2 separate regions of the Homo sapiens genome follow, and region 2 is linked to region 1. Evidence: chromatin loops called from intact Hi-C (ENCODE). Cell type or tissue: psoas muscle. All regions are shown on one strand.

Region 1 (8,000 bases):
TAGCAGCAGTGTGTCCAACATAGGTGGTTAACAGCCAGAACCCTCCCAAGTGTATGGCAGATTAGGACAGCTTCTTAAGGTACTCTGGAGGATTGAGTGCCCCAGGACAAAGCTGTCATCCAGGGACCATGAGGAAGCTGCCCAGCTGGTGTCCATACACATTCAATACCTCTCCCTCCTCAGCAGGTATAACTAAGATGAACACAAAATTCTAGAGCTGATAGAGACTAAATTTAGACATTGCCTGGCATAGTTCCACTTTACGGGTTTGAAGATGGCTAGTTGCTCAATGTCACACAAGAGAGTAGTACAGCAAAGACTAGAATCTAGTCCCTACTTTCCAAGCCAGCTCTCCACCTCTGGCATCTAGACCACATTAACAGCCTCTCTCTCTTCTATGAACACCCTTGACATTTTAACTTATTTTTTTCACTCATTTGTTTACCCCATAGTTCTCATCTAAGCAATGTTCAGGATAAAGATGAATATTGGCCATCAGCTATATGCAGTTCCATTGATAAAGCCATCCCTACAATAAGATGAATGCCTAACCTTTTCTCCCAATAAGTCACTGAATAATCTACTTGACAAGCACATTTTTGATAAAGATATAGGTCTCCATATGAGTCTGCCTACATGGAAATAATGGGCAGAATTTGGAATAGTGATTTCTCAGGGTAAATTAATAAAAATGCCTTTTGGCTTTATACCTCTGATATAGTTTGTCTCCCCATCCAAATCTCACCTCGAATTGTAATCCCCGTATGTTGAGGGAGGAACCTGGTGAGAGGTGATTGGATCATGGGGGCTGTTTCCACCATGCTGTTCTCATGGTAGTGAGGGAGTTCTCACGAGAGCTGATGGTTTTAATATGGCAGTTTCCCCTGCTCTCTCTCTCCTACCGCCTTGTAAAGAAGGTGCCTGCTTCCCCTTCACCCTCCACCATGACTGTAAGTCATGCAGAACAGTGAGTCAGTTAAACCTTTTTTTGTTTTTAAACTACTCAGTCTCAGGTAGTATCTTTATAGCAGTGTAAAAACACGCTAATACAATCTCCATTTCATGAGCTGCCTCTGAAAAACTCACTCACTGATTCATTCATTTATACATTCATGTACTCATTCATTCACATTTTCATCCAGTACACAGTTGAGTTCACCTCTGAGTTCATGAATCCTTTGTTCCCAAGGTTTAAAATTCTGCACACATTCTCTCCCATCTCGGGCCCACTACACATGCATACCCCTCTCCAAACACACAGAAACACACACACATACAGACATATACTCGCCTTTATTTATACTTCCAAGTCCTGACTGGACTCAACTGTCACTTCCTTTGGAACATTTTCTCTGCCTCCCCAAAGCTGAGGCATAGCACACTGTATGATGCTATTTTATGGTATGCCTCTTCTGCAATACTGTTGGAAACTTGAGAGCAGGGACTGTATCTTTCTTGCTTGGAATTTTATCCAAGCAGAGATAGATGGGCCTAGTACGAGTGGTTGGCACACAGATGGCACTCAAGAAGCATTTACTGATAAAATGAATGCAAGAAAGAAAAATGACTGAAGAATGATTATGACATAAGCTCTGTCCTCAGTCAATTTCCAGTCTAGTGGAGAGGCAGACATAAAAAAAGAGTCACCAAACTTGTGTGAAGTACGATATCCAAGGTCTGTTCCGTGCTGTGGAGCACTGAGGATGAACTGTGCTGGGATTCCACTTCTGCCTTATGTTCATCTTAACTGACTTTGCAAGATAAAAATGTGTGGGGCTATGGGTATATATGGAAGATACTCAGGGTATAACCTTTCTTAGGCCAATTCTCTTGCACGTGTCCCCCTATCCCCAGCACTCCCAGTGGATGACATCTCAGGATTTTGCAATTCCAAACCATTTCTTTGAATTCAGTGAAACTAGAGTCTGAGACAGAAAACACAAGTGTTGGCAGCAGAGAAAGGAAAGAGAGAGGAGCCCCACAGTATTCTCCTTACTCAACACATTCCAGCCTCCCTGCTTTTTTTGCTTTCCTTCACACATGTTCAATTCATTCCCACTCCAGGGCCTTTGCACTTGCTGTCCTTTCTGTCATTTGGGACTCACCACGAACATCCCTTCCTCAGGAGGGCCTCTCTCCTGCTCACAAAGCCAGCCCTTCACACCCAGTCTGTCATTCCATTTTTGCTCCCTGATATCACTTTGCTTTCTTTTGTAACATTTCTTGTTACCTGAAATCAATATTACTTGTTGTGATTGCTGTTTCTTAGGATCTTCCCAACTGAATGTAAGTTCTATGAGGGCAGGTGTTGCTAGACAAAGCTAGAGGCACTCAGTGAGGAAAGCAGACAGGTATCAGACAGTAAAGGAGACGTGCACACTCCAAAGGGAGGGCAGGCTAATGGGGCTAAGAAAAGTGACACTGACTCCCAAGCAGTTCAAGGAAAAACTAATAACATAAACTCTTATTGCACACGACCTGTGATAAGCTCATGCACTACTTTGTTGAAGTTTCCTTGTTGGAACACAGAAGCATTCTGTGAATGTGGGTAAAAATTGGGATAATAACAGTTCCTGTCCCATGGTGACTGAGTTAATTCATGCAAAGTGGTTAGAACAGTGCTTGGCATATAAAAAACATCAATAAACTTTGCCTATCATCATTGTCACCATCATTATTTACAGAGAGATATGACAGATAGATAATACTCATCTATAAGAATTATATGCATTGCTGTGCACTGTATTTGCTTTTTCTTTTTGAAATGATTCTTAGAATTCCTACAGTGTACAAAGTTAAACATGTGCCACCTATTTTGAACTTAATGTAGTACAAAAACAGTTTTATAAGACTTGTTTGTCAGTTTTTATATAATCGAAGAATTTTAATGTGTTTGTAACAGACACATTTATGATTGCTTTGATCAAGAATTTAAAAGCTTCAAGCCATATAAACATGGAGAAAATGTAAGGGCTCTGAGAAGCTAGAAGAAATAATGATATCAGTGGAGAGAACAAATAGGCTAAAAGTCTCAATGACAACTTTATAAGGGTGAATATGGATATAGAATATTGAACAAGGCAAATAGAAGAATTAGAGATGTGAGAAGCGAGACATTCGCACAGAACAAGTCAAAGCACCACATACAGTCATCACTTCTCTGCAATCAACGCGGGACATGCCTGTTACAAAGGCAAGAACAGCAGGCAAACTGTTGCAAATAAGAACGAGAATTAAACATGTTAATAAATATGATGTTGTTTTATCAATAACTTTAAAAATCTGCTAGAATACTGTATGTTACTCCAAGTTCAGCTAGTTCTTTATTTTTATAAAAACCTCTTTTTATTTACCTCCTTTTTTTGTTTGCATATTGGAAGCCTGGTAAATAGAACTGGAAACCTACCTCGCCCAGGGTACCATTTGCCTTCTTTCTCCATCAGCCCCAATGACCCACAAATACTTTTTCTATCCATGGCAAAAGAGCAGAGGGGTTGTTTTTGAGATTTTAGCAGCCCATGCAATGTTCTCTACAGCCCCTAGGTGTCACTATTGCAAAACTAACAGAAGCCTGAACCGTCAAAAAGAAAAAGTACATTTAATATGAAACACTTTCAATAACTATGCAAAAGGCAGACATCATTTAATACAGAAGCTACAAACAATTTAGTATCTCTAATTGAATTTTTAATTTCCTTTTAAACTCAAAGGCTCACCCCAAGAAGAAGAAAAATATCATTTTTTAGCCAGAAAAAAAATCTCAGAACTGTTCTTTCTCCTAACATTTACACTGAGGGACTCAGCTGAAGCTCACGATACTAAAAGTTTGTGGTATAATTTGTTTTATAATCAAGATTGGTTTGATAGTACAAAAGCTTTCAGAGTAAAAATGTAAGACAGTAAATGAGAGCTGGCTGGAAGGAAAAATGTAGCTATGTTAGTTTGATATTCAACCAAAAGCTATAATCTTATTAAACATATTTAAACATGGTTTTCATTTAGATTTGGCAGCTTGATTAATGGGGATGTATTAAATAATACCTGGCTGCTAGGAGCATATTTAGGAATCAGTGCCACATAAAACATACGACATGTACAATTCAGTTTCATTATTATTTAAGGTTCTCTGTTCTCTTGGCTGTGGGCACACACATATTAAAAATTAAGTACACGCACTCAATGTATGCGCTGCGCTTTTAAAGGGCTTTCTCTTTAAGCAGAAAGATGAAATGGAAAACGAACTCAACTCTGGTGAAAGGTAATGGATTCATCCCTTTGGGGACAGCTGTCCTGTTTATCAAAAGAAAGGGGAGAGGTGGGTCAGAAGCAAGAAAAAAAAATTCCCAAGTGGTCAGCAAAGAGAGACGCCCAACTTCAGAGGGGAGCTGAAATCAGTTTCTACACCCAGGCTTCCTTCTTTGTCACAGTTGAGAGGTCGAATGAATGGTATGTTTAACCATGAGGCCATGGGGGAATTGAGATGCTGATTCCCAGAGCATTATAGAAACACTTTGGTAATGGGGGTGTGGGGGTTGGAGGGGAGTGTGAAGAAGCATCTGTAGTTTTTCTGGGCATAATGCTAGGTACTGACCAAGGGGTGGGAACTGCGGGGTGGGCATGGTTCTGACTAGCTGGGAAGATAGAAAAGTATGAAGTAAAGGACCAAGTATCATAATAGAGTTCTACTCAGTGTTTTTGATGAGAAAAAAATGATACATATGACATGCAGAACCTTATCAATAAATTATCTTTCTCCCCTTTCAAATGACATGAGGTTCCCTAATAATCTTTGGGCTGGAACAAGACATCTCAGAGAGGCCAAAATGTCATATATCACATTACATTTCTAAACAACCCAATGGGACAGGGAAAAGTACTATTAATATTTTAACTTTGGAAACTATGTTTAAATCCAGAAAAAATACAGAAAGCATCTCATCAATCAGAAGGAAAAAAAAGACATGCTTTTTTGATAAAAGTATTATTATCTCTATGTACAGATTACAGAACTGAGGCTCAGAGAGTTCAATCACGTTACCCAAGATCACATATTTAGTAAGTTTCAGAGGTAGGACTGGAACCCAAGCTTGTCTTATTTGAAAACCCACTTTTAAAATCTTCAACTCTCATTGCTTCTCTGATTGACTGAAGCCTTGGGCAGAAGAAACAAAGAAAATAGGGGGTGATGTGGAGGGGCACAGCATGCAATTCTGTTTACCTCTTGTGTCACCTACTTGCAAAAGACTGGAAGAAGAGAGTCTGATTTCTTCTCAAATACTGCTTCCCATTGCTGCTATCGTCCACAACTGAGCTATCTATTTCCCCCACTGGAAAGAAGTCACAAAAATGTTAAGCACGCCAAAGTCTTCACAGCGACGATGGTTATAATCAGCAGATCACAGAGAACAAGCTATGTTGCATTAAGAATACAACCAAGAAGGAAGGAAATTCTGATACGTGCTACAGCATGGATAAACCTTGAGAACATTATGCTAAATGCAATTAGCCAGTCAACAAAAGACAAATGCTGTATGATTCCACTTATATGAGGTATCTAAAGAGTAGTTAAATTCACAGAGACAGAAAGTAGAATGGTGGTTGCTAGGGGTTGGGGGAGGGGGCAATGCAGAGTTATTGTTTAACGGGTAAAGTTTCAGTTTTGCAAGATGAAAAGAGTTCCGGAGATGGATGGTGGTGATGGTTGCACAATAATGTGAATGAACTTAATACCACCAAACCGTACACTTAAAAATGGTTAAGATGATAAATTTTATGTTATGTGTATTACAAACAAACAAAAGAATACAACCAGGACCACCTCCTCCAATGGTGATTTACAATTATGTACAATGTTCTCTTGCCTGGCACAATATGAAGCATGACCTTCAACATTTTCAAATTTTTTGAAGTAAAGGTATTTTTGTGGTATTTCCTCGCCACTTTTCTGGAAAGCAGTACATCTGGAGGTAAAGGGTTTTTTTTTTTCATGTAATTTTACATTTGCGTGTTTCATATGGATGCTTGTCCTGGTTTGATCAGCAACGAGCTCTCTGGCCATGCACAAAGCACTTCCCGTTTCTGGGTCTCAACTTCCTCATCTGTAAAAAGAGGGTTTGTGTGGGATGATCTCTAAGGGCCCTTCCAGTTCTCAGTTCAGATTCCTATTTTTCCAAATGCTAATAGTGTCTACACTCTTAGGTACACATTGCTTACTATTAACACTCATCAGATCCTTTTTGCGAGCCACTCGTCATTTCAGAAATACCTGCACTTGCTGCACTTTTCCTGGGGGCTAGACAGAGAGATGAAGGACACAGTGTGAGGTAGGTAGACAGAAAGAAAACAATTGAAAGGCCTCTTGGAAGGAGCACTGGACTGGGAGTCTGATGCTATGAGGTTTAGTCCTGGGCCCCCGCCACTTGCTCACCATGTGAATCAGGGAGGAAGAAAGCATTTACTGGGGCCTTTTATGCATGAGGCACTTTTATACATATTATCGTACTATTTCACACATTTTAGTAATTCAGGTCCTATCTTCACAATTATTTTCTTTTCTCAAGTACTACCTATAGTATTGATTAGTCATAAAATATTTCTTTAAGTCCTGGGAAAAAAACTTTTCTTTCTTTTTAAAATTTTCTAGGGAAAAATGTTCATGAAAACCCAGGTTTAATGCTAGGTACTTTTCTAGTATCTATTAAAACTTAGAAAAAGGGTGTCTATAAACCAGGACGTAGAATGCCTGAATGTCACTGGTGGTATGTCTGTACATTTTGGAAGATGACACTTGATCTTATTTTATCTCCATTTTTGGCTGCTGGTGCCCATGGAATTCAGCAACTCATCCAATTTTGAACCAGCAGAACTCACAGCAATGTGCTGGTTCATATTTCTCTCACTTTTAGAAGGAATATGTTCTAGAAAGTTGCATACACAGAACTTCCATGATTTTTAGATTTCATAGATGGCAACACTTCCAAAATGACTTGGGAGACTGACATATGGTTAGAAAGTTTTTATTTTGCTAAGAAGAAGCTCAAAGTTTTCTCTGACAAGTAATATATAAAAAAAAAACCCACAGGACTTTCTACATCAAATGGTTGGGAGGGGGACATCTCAGGATAATATGTCATTTAAGAAGAAAAAAATTAGCTTAAGGAAGAACTCATGACATTCTGCTTACTCTTCCGTATTTCTGACTAGTAAAAACCCTGTTATGGACCAGCCACGGTCCAGGCCCAGCACTGGTTGACCACAGTGTAATGGGCTTTGGAATCAGGCAGATCTGAAAGTCCTGGTTTTGTACTAACTACATGTACAGGGTTGGGAAACCACTTATCTCCCATGAGCCTCAACTTCTCATTTGTAAACTGAGGATACTGCTCATTGCCGTCAAGATTATATGCAATAAATTTGTAAGATGCCTAGCACAGTGCCTGACTCATTGAGTAGGAACTCATTAGGTCGTAATGACCACTTAGTAACTTTTACCACTCTCATTGCATCTACCAAGAAAGGTTGTCATGAGGATACAACATGGAATGCATGGGCGAGTGTGTTGCAAGCTCCTATGTGTCCTACAGCTGTAACTCCTCCTTTGGGTCTCCACTTAGAAGTTATTTTCCCTGGGAAACTCTCCTTGACCCACCAGGTTAGGTAAGAAGCCGCTGCTCCCGGTGTCATGGCACCTGTCCTCTCCATCTTTTCACTTGTCATTGCAATAAAATTAGTGGGCAACTTTTCCCTCTCCCCAGTAGGCCCACCAGAACTCTGAGAGGGTAGAGAATATACTAGTCTTGCTTGTCATTGTTTCTCCACCATCTAGCACATAGTCACTGCCACATATAGAACTCTTTTAATTTGTTAAATAGATACATGAATTGATGGAAGGATTAGTAGGAGTTTTCAAACCTGTTTTGTGGTACTATGCTTAAGGCTTGATTGTCTTGGCTATGGGCTTACATCAACATTTCCCAATTTTGGTACTTGAAACTTTAGCA
Region 2 (8,000 bases), 960 kb after region 1:
ACCTGTAATTCCAGCTACTTGGGAGGCTGAGGCAGGAGAATTGCTTGAAGCTGGGAGGCAGAGGTTGCAGTGAACCGAGATCGCACCACTGCACTCCAGCCTGGGTGACAGAGTGAGACTCCATCTCAAAAAAAAAAAAAAAAGAATTCTTGAGTTTAAATCCCAGCTCTGCCACTTACACACTGTGAGATCTTAGGCAAGTCCACTTGGGTCTTGTAATTCTTATTCCATTCATATGTAAAAAGTACAATAACAATAATAATAAAACTAATAACCTGCCTTACAGGTTGATAAACATATGTAACACCTGGTTTTCATTGGGTCCTAATTATTTACTAGATTATTTACATGCATTATTTACAAGCATTATTTCATTTAATTCTTCTAACAACCACATAATGCATATATTCTATCATTTCTATCTCACAGATGAGAAAACTGAGGTTTAGAGAGATGAAAGCATTTGCCTAAGTGTCAGAGCTAAAAGAAAAATCAACAGAGTCGGCCGGGCACGGTGGCTTAGCCCTGTAATCTCAGCACTTTGGTAGGCCAAGGCGGGTGTATCACCTGAGGTCAGGAATTCAAGACCAGCCTGGCCAACATGGTGAAACCCCATCTCTACTAAAAATACAAAAATTAGCTGGGCGTGGCAGCAGGCACCTGTAATCCCAGCTACTCAGGAGGCTGAGGCAGGAGAATCGCTTGAACCCCAGAGGAGGAGGTTGCAGTGACCCTAGATCGCGCCTTTGCATTCCAGCGTGGGAGACAGAGGGAGTCTCCATCTCAAAAAAAAAAAAAAAAAAAAATCAATAGAGTCTAACTGATTACTTTCTAATGCCAGACCACAGTTGTCAGAATTACATGAGCTGGCACATATTATACCGAACTTAACAGAGGGTCTGGCACATAATAGGGACTCAGTAAATTCTAGTTCTCTTCTACTCATCGTGCTTGCCACTTCAATTTTCTATTGAATAAAAACTCCAGTTAACCAACATTCATCTTTACATGTTGTGCCCCGGTGTCGCCTTCATCCTCAGGCTGGTCACAAGATGGCGGCAGCAGTTCCACATGTCAAATCAAAACACCACACAATGGTCTTCTTCCTCTTTTTCAAGAGCAAGAAAACTTTTCCTAGAGGCCTCCTTTCACATCTTATATAACGGAGTTCGGTCCACAGTCTCGTTCCTAAACCAATCACTGACAAAAGAGGATTGACTGAATAACTGTTGGGCCAATCAGATTCACCCCTGGAGGTGGTCAGCTTCCAAAATCTGCCTTCTGCTTAGATGGAAAAAGGAGCTAACAGATGCCGGTTAGGCTACCAACTGTCTCCCCTACACCCCTATTTTCCTGAAAAAGAAATAGAAGGTCAGAGGAATTTCATTAATATGTCCAGACTCAAAGGGCAGGAGTGGGGTTGCAGCAAAGGAAGCGTGTGGCCAACGTGGCTCCTAGGAAAGCAAACGGCTTTAGGCTGTGTCATGGTAGGAAGAGGATTTATGACAGTGGTTCCCAGCTGTGCTGCACTAATGACCAGACACCACCCCTGGGGATTCTGATTTACTTGTTCTAGGAGGAGCCTGGGCACCAAGGATTTTAAACGCTGCCCAGGATATTTTAATGTGCAGCCGAGATATGCAGCACAGGCTTAGGTGGAGAGCTGTTGGAATGTGGAGGCCTCAGGGCCAAAGGCACAGAGTCTCCACAGGATAACAAGAAGCCTGTCTCCTTTTTCTCCCCAATAATTGCTGCCATTTATTTAGGATCCTCATGTTTCAGGCATAGCTGTACCCCCAAACATTCTACATCTAGTAGGCAGTCAATAAGCAAATGAATCACAAATGCTTTTCTTATCGAATAGAAAATTTTTACACAAGCTCCACAAAGTAATAATGCTTCCACTTTACAGATGAGGAAACCAAGGCCCAGAATTTTTTTTTTTTTTTTTTGAGGCAGAGTCTCGCTCAGTCGCCCAGGCTGGAGTGCAGTGGCTCGATCTCCGCTCACTGCAAGCTCCGCCTCCTGTGTTCACGCCATTCTCCTGCCTCAGCCTCCCGAGTAGCTGGGACTACAGGCCCCCGCCACCACGCCCAGCTAATTTTTTTTTGTATTTTTTTAGTAGAGACGGGGTTTCATTTCACCGTGTTAGCCAGGATGGTCTCGATTTCCTGACCTCGTGATCCACCCTCCTCAGCCTCCCAAAGTGCTGGGATTACAGGCGTGAGCCACCACGCCCGGCTGGCCCAGAAATTTTAAGAAAGTAAGTCTCTCTGACTGTGCTCTCCAAGTTCTGTCCATCAGCCCAAGAAATCAGGATCTGAGAAGCAAAACTAGCCCTAGGAAAGCAGGAGTAGCCAAGAAAAAGGCCCTAGAAGAACTAGTAGAGGGCCCCCTCTCCCCTTCTTTCTGTTCCCCGACCCCACCCCCCACTCCCAACCACCACCACCACCAAAGCCTCTCCTTGCATTTTACACTGTCTGGGACCTCTTTGTGGCCCTCCCACCTGCCTGGGAACACTGGCCTCTTAGGGTAAAGGAGGAAAGGACTGAAGCTTTCTGACAGAGGCACAGGCAGGAGTCAGGATCAATTCTTAATTTTGAGAAACCCCAGAGGTGGGAAAGGACCGTGACCCCGTAGGTTGGGAGGCCTGGGAATGAGACCTGGTCTCAGCGCCTCACTTGTGGTGTGACCTTGAGCAAGGCCCTTCCTATTTCTGGCCTCCAGTGTCTTCATCTGTAACATGAAGAAGTTGGACCAGAATCTACAGGTCATAAACTCAAGTGCTTTTAGGTCCAGGTAATTGATGTATACTAATGGGGCAGCCTGGATGAGAAGTCACTGTTGGGGAACTAGTGTGCATATGTCCTGTCCACAAGGGTGTAAATTTATTGAATCCCAGCCAGTTGTCACCATAGAGGCATGTTGGCTCAGCATTGTGAAAGCTTCAGATTTATTTTTTTTTTAATATGCTAAGAAATCTATATGTTGTGTGCACCCTCCTGGTTAATGTTAGTCTGATAACAATAATAATAAACTTCTGCAAGGCAAACAAAATATGAATGTGGGCTGAATTTCACCTGCAGGCAGTTTCTTTGTGATCTGCAGGCTAAGTGATCTGTAAGGCCCTAACTCTCATATTCTGTGATTTCTAAATAAGGAGATACCTGACCGTATATGGCAGAGGGCAAAAATCAGCATTTCTGCACTAACTGAAAATTCTTTTCATGAAGTAAACCCAAACGGCATTGTCCTCATTAATAATTCTTAATACTTGGGTCTGAATTTATTTATGAGGCTCTGCAAAAATTACCTCAAAATCTGAGGATCACAGTTTAGAAAACTAAGGCACCCTCTTTATAGAGAAATAGTGCCCTCTGCTGGAAGAGTGTTACAGGAAACACCTTTGGCGTTGAGTTAATTTAATACTTGGAAAGAGTGGATTTGTTTGTTTCCACTTGAAATAGATTTAATGAAGAATAATAAATAAAATAGAAAAGCATATTTATGAATGGTTTGATGCATGTTAGGCAGAAATTGGGCTTTCATGTATCCATTTGGGAGTAATTACTCTTAATCTATTAAAAAAATGTCCAAGATTAGAGAAAGGAAGAAAACATTTGTTACATTAACTGACAGCAATCTGGAATGGCAGACACAGACACAGAGAGGAAATTGAAATCTATGTCTCCAGACTTTGCTCTGGAAAATCGGAGCCTTTATAATAATGTATTGCAAGTTTATAGGCTTTATCAGTTACTTTCACTGCAACCTTTTAATAAATCTTCCCAGTGACTATCCAAGACAGATATTATTATTATCTCCATTTGACAGATAAAATAAATGAAGCCCAGAGAGTTTGAGTGACGAGCTGGAGATTCCTGCACAATGAAATGCCAGAAATAAGCTTAGGTAATTTCTCTATTTGTAAAAAATGGATAAAAACAGTACTCTACTTGCAACAAGCGTTAACTGAGAACATATTTGTGAGACATTTAGCACAGTGTTTAGCCCAGAGTGAACCTGGGACTCCATAGTAGCTACTGCTACCAGCCCAATGCCCATATCCAGGTCTTTTGACTCCTTACCCTTGCCTTTGCCACAACATTGGGCAGAGTCTTGAATGGTCAAAAAGGAACACCATGCTGCTGGGATTGATAGCAGTGGCCCCAACCCCTAAAAATATAGTCCAGATTTTTTAACCATTAGTGGCTTTGATAATGGCTCTTAAGATCTTGAGTTGCCTCATTAAAATAGGTTGTTCTAAATAAGGGAAGTTATGGTTCCTGTGAATCGTGCACCCCACACCACACCAGGACTATTGTGTAAGTTCCTGAAATCCACATTTAACACGGACATGCTGGGGAATATCTAAAACAAGTGCTGACAGGTCCAGGAGCCACATCAGAACTGTTGAAGGAACTGGGGATATTTGGCCAGGAGAGGAGAAGACTCAGGAGTGAATTTATTCTCTCACTCTTTCACTTGTTCATTCATCCTACAACATGTCCTAAGTGCTTACTCTGTACGTGGCACCATATTGAGTGCTGAGGATACAGCAAAACAGACCTAAGGGCTGGTCTCATGAAACCTAATCTAGTGAGGTCAGAATAGTAGGGGTTGTCACGTGCAAAGTTAGCTTTGTTCTGGGTGAGTCCATATAGCCGGACCGGGGCCATCTGAAAAGTAGATTTGGGCAGAACTTTTAAACTGGCTGGAGGGATCTGGCTCAACTGTGAGGACTACTTATTGCTGAGAGCATGCAAGATGAGTCTAGGAACCTGTGGAAGCTTTAGAAGGAATTCAAGGTGGGGTGGAGTGGGTGGGATTTGGCCGTCTTAGTTTCCTCGCAGCCTAGACACTGTGGATGCATCGGCTTTGCCCACTCCGCTCTGGGAAGCCCTCTGAAGCTGCGACTTGTGCTTTCACTCTGAGACGGGAATCACAAGGACCTAATGCCCCTTGGTCTTTGGCTTCCTTTCTTAAGCCTTTGTCTTCTTGGTGGTTTGGTGATACTGTGGCCTTTTCTCTTCTGGTCACAGCTAAACAGTGTCCCATAACCACAGAACATAAAGGAATTGGCAGCAAAAATCTTTAGGACAGGACATGGATTTTTCAAAAATACATAAAAAATAAATTCATCTTCATTATCAATAAACTAGGTGCAAAAATTAATCAATAGGAATGAGAGGGGAAAATCACCTAAAGATAACAACTGCCCACAATATTTCCTTCCATTTTTTTCCTTCTGTTTAGGATTTTATTTTTTTTATTTATTCATTTTATTTATTTATTTTTGAGACAGAGTCTCGTCGCTCTGCCACCCAGGCTGGAGTGCAGTGCTGCAATCTTAGCTCACTGCAACCTCCACCTCCCAGATTCAAGCAATTCTCCTGCCTCAGCCTCCCGAGTAGCTGGGATTACAGGCACGCCCCCACGCCCGACTCATTTTTGTGTTTTTAGTAGAGACAGGGTTTCACCATGTTGGCCAGGCTGGTCTCAAACTCCTGATCTCGTGATCCTCCTGCTTCGGCCACCCAAAGTGCTGGGATTACAGGCATGAGCCACTGTGCTCAGCCTATTTTATTTTTTAAGTGCATATGATCACACCAAATCCTACTATTTCACTTAGGATTATTCACACAAAATATTTCTGTAAAGTGACAAGTTCTTCATTACAATCTTATATAATTAGGTTGGTGCAAAAGCAATTGTGATCTTTGCCATTATTTTTAATATTTATTCATTTAATAGTCATTTATTTAATATGCATTTATGTAAAGTATTTGCTAATACTTTTAATAAATTATGTAATTATGTTATTATATAATATTGTTTTGAGTTAATACACCATAGTTTACTTGTCCATTCTCCTATCATTGGCCATTTCCAATTTTTGATATTATAAACCATGCCCAGATCTAAGACATTCTATGACTATCTGAAATGTGAAGAAATATTTGTGTACAAAGAAGTTTGTTGTGGTTTTTCATTTCCTATTGTCTCTCCTCTTCCCCACCCCTCGCACATAACAAACATATATACACCCCTAACTACTTGCTCTTTGCTGAACAAGCCAAAGTCTCCAGACATGGCCCATGCTGTTCCCTTTTCTAGAATACCCACGACCCACTACCCTTCATAACACACTTACTCATTCTTTAAGATCAAGCTCAAATGTCATCTGCTTTGCAAAGCCTCCTTCACAGCTCCCTAAGGTCCCTTTTCTCCGTTCCACCACGCTTCTGTCTTAACACTCTGTTGACTGAGTAAATGAGATGTTTGATCAGCTACTTAGAAAGTTAATTAATTGTCACACTGCTGGCCAATTTCTATAAGGGAAGTGGCCTAGCATCAAGCCAGAGAAGTCTCTCACATTTGTATGCATGTGTGTGTGCAAAAGCATTCTTCCTTCCTATCTATTCTGGATTAACTGGGTGTGTTCTTATGAGATGCTGACACTGCAGTGTGGTGAAAGGATCCTTGGTCTTTTCCCGGTTTGAATCCTTCCTCCCACTTTCTTCCAACACACCCTGAAGAAAAACCATGTATCAGACACAAAGTTGGGCTCTGGAAGTGCAAAAGCAAACAAGATGTGGTCTCTGCTCTTAAGAAACCTAGAGTTTAGTGGAGAAAACAAATGCATAGATGTAAAAATGCATAGAATCTGCATAGGTACTATTATAGAAATCCATATGGGCTATGGTTTTGGGAAAATAAAGAAGGAAATGGCTCTGTGGGGAGGGAGAAGATTGGCATTGGGTGAAGAGCGAGAAGAACTAACGTCGATTTGAAGATCAATAGATGTTCCCTGAGTGGACCAAAAAAGAAAGTGCATATGCAACCAGATAGAGCACAAAGAGATCTGCTTCTAGATCTGACCTAGGTTCCCACTACTGATGGATGATATGAGGCTTAAATTAAACAAGATAACATGTGTGAAGTGCTTTGTGCCATGACTGGGCCTCAGCATGAGCCTAGCATAGGGCAACTGTGCCAGATTGTCTCTTGCAACTCAGTACCATTTTTGCCCTTAGAAACCTAATAACTAAGTCTTGCAAAATCCCTATTCCCAGAATATGTTAGTTTGCTAGGGCTGCCATAACAGAGTGCCACAAACTGGGTGGCTTAAACAATAGAAACTTATTGTCTCACAGTCCTGTAGGCTGAAAATCCAAGATCAAGGTGTTGAAAGCGGTGGTTTCTGAAGTCTCTCCTTGACTTGTGGATGGTCATCTCATCTCCATGTCTTCATGTGGTCTTCTCTCTGTGCCTATCTGTGTCCTAAACTCCTCTTTTTATAAGGACATCAGTCATATTAGAGTAGGGCCCACCCACATAACCTCATTTTACCTTAACCCCTTTTTAAAAAGATTAAGGTAAATCTGCAAATACAATCACATTCTAAGGTACTGGGGGGTATGAACTTCAACATGTGAACTTGAGGGGACACCATTCAGCCCATATCACAAAGTTTCAGGGCTTAGAGCCATACATGCAATATTTGAAAGGCAAAAGAGACTCAAAAGCCAGTATTTTGGTTTTCAGCTGGTGGCAGATGTGAAGTTTTTCTGGAGCTGTACCTTCCAGCCACGCTCTTGAACATAACCCATTTAGCTGCTGCAGACAGCCCAAAGCATTAGCAGCAGCTTCCTGCCATGGCTGCGCTTCCTGACGTCCTGAACACTGGCAGTTGGCTCGCCTAACCTTTGTTCTGCCGGTTCTTCTAATGGTTTTGTAAGCTTCTAATTTCCTGTATAAAATTTATTCCTGTTTGAGATACCTACAGTGGTTTTCATTTTTTACTAAACCTTGGAGACTATAGTAGTTATTATTACTATTTTCTTTTTTTGAGATGGAGTTTCGCTCTTGTTGCCCAGGCTGGAGTGCAATAGTGCGATCTCAGCTCACTGCAACTTCCACCTCCTGGGTTCAAGCAATTCTCCTGCCTCAGCCTCCCAAGTAGCTAGGATTACTGGCATGTGCCACCATGCACGGCT

Evidence for each region. Hi-C counts contacts between places; a loop is a spot of excess contacts. Peaks named below come from ENCODE experiments on the same cell type or tissue, not always from the same donor. Only the 100,000 strongest peaks of a DNase experiment are listed, where the experiment ranks them.
Region 2: it touches region 1 in a loop (2.8-fold over the local background); 86 of 110 quality-filtered maps call a loop at or near these places.

The regions. Positions count from the first base shown.
Region 1 is chr1:59,694,975-59,702,974 of GRCh38, reverse strand. The region is part of intron 14 of FGGY (FGGY carbohydrate kinase domain containing); the gene reads right to left. Among named protein-coding and RNA genes, the nearest start is that of MIR4711, 34 kb to the left of the region's middle. In psoas muscle, a CTCF peak has its summit at 3,533 (motif pointing right); no DNase peak of the experiment used is centred here; H3K4me3 peaks cover 3,177 bases; H3K27ac peaks cover 7,907 bases.
Region 2 is chr1:58,735,423-58,743,422 of GRCh38, reverse strand. The region is part of intron 5 of LOC112268263 (a long non-coding RNA gene); the gene reads right to left. Among named protein-coding and RNA genes, the nearest start is that of MYSM1, 39 kb to the right of the region's middle. In psoas muscle, a CTCF peak has its summit at 3,394 (motif pointing left); no DNase peak of the experiment used is centred here.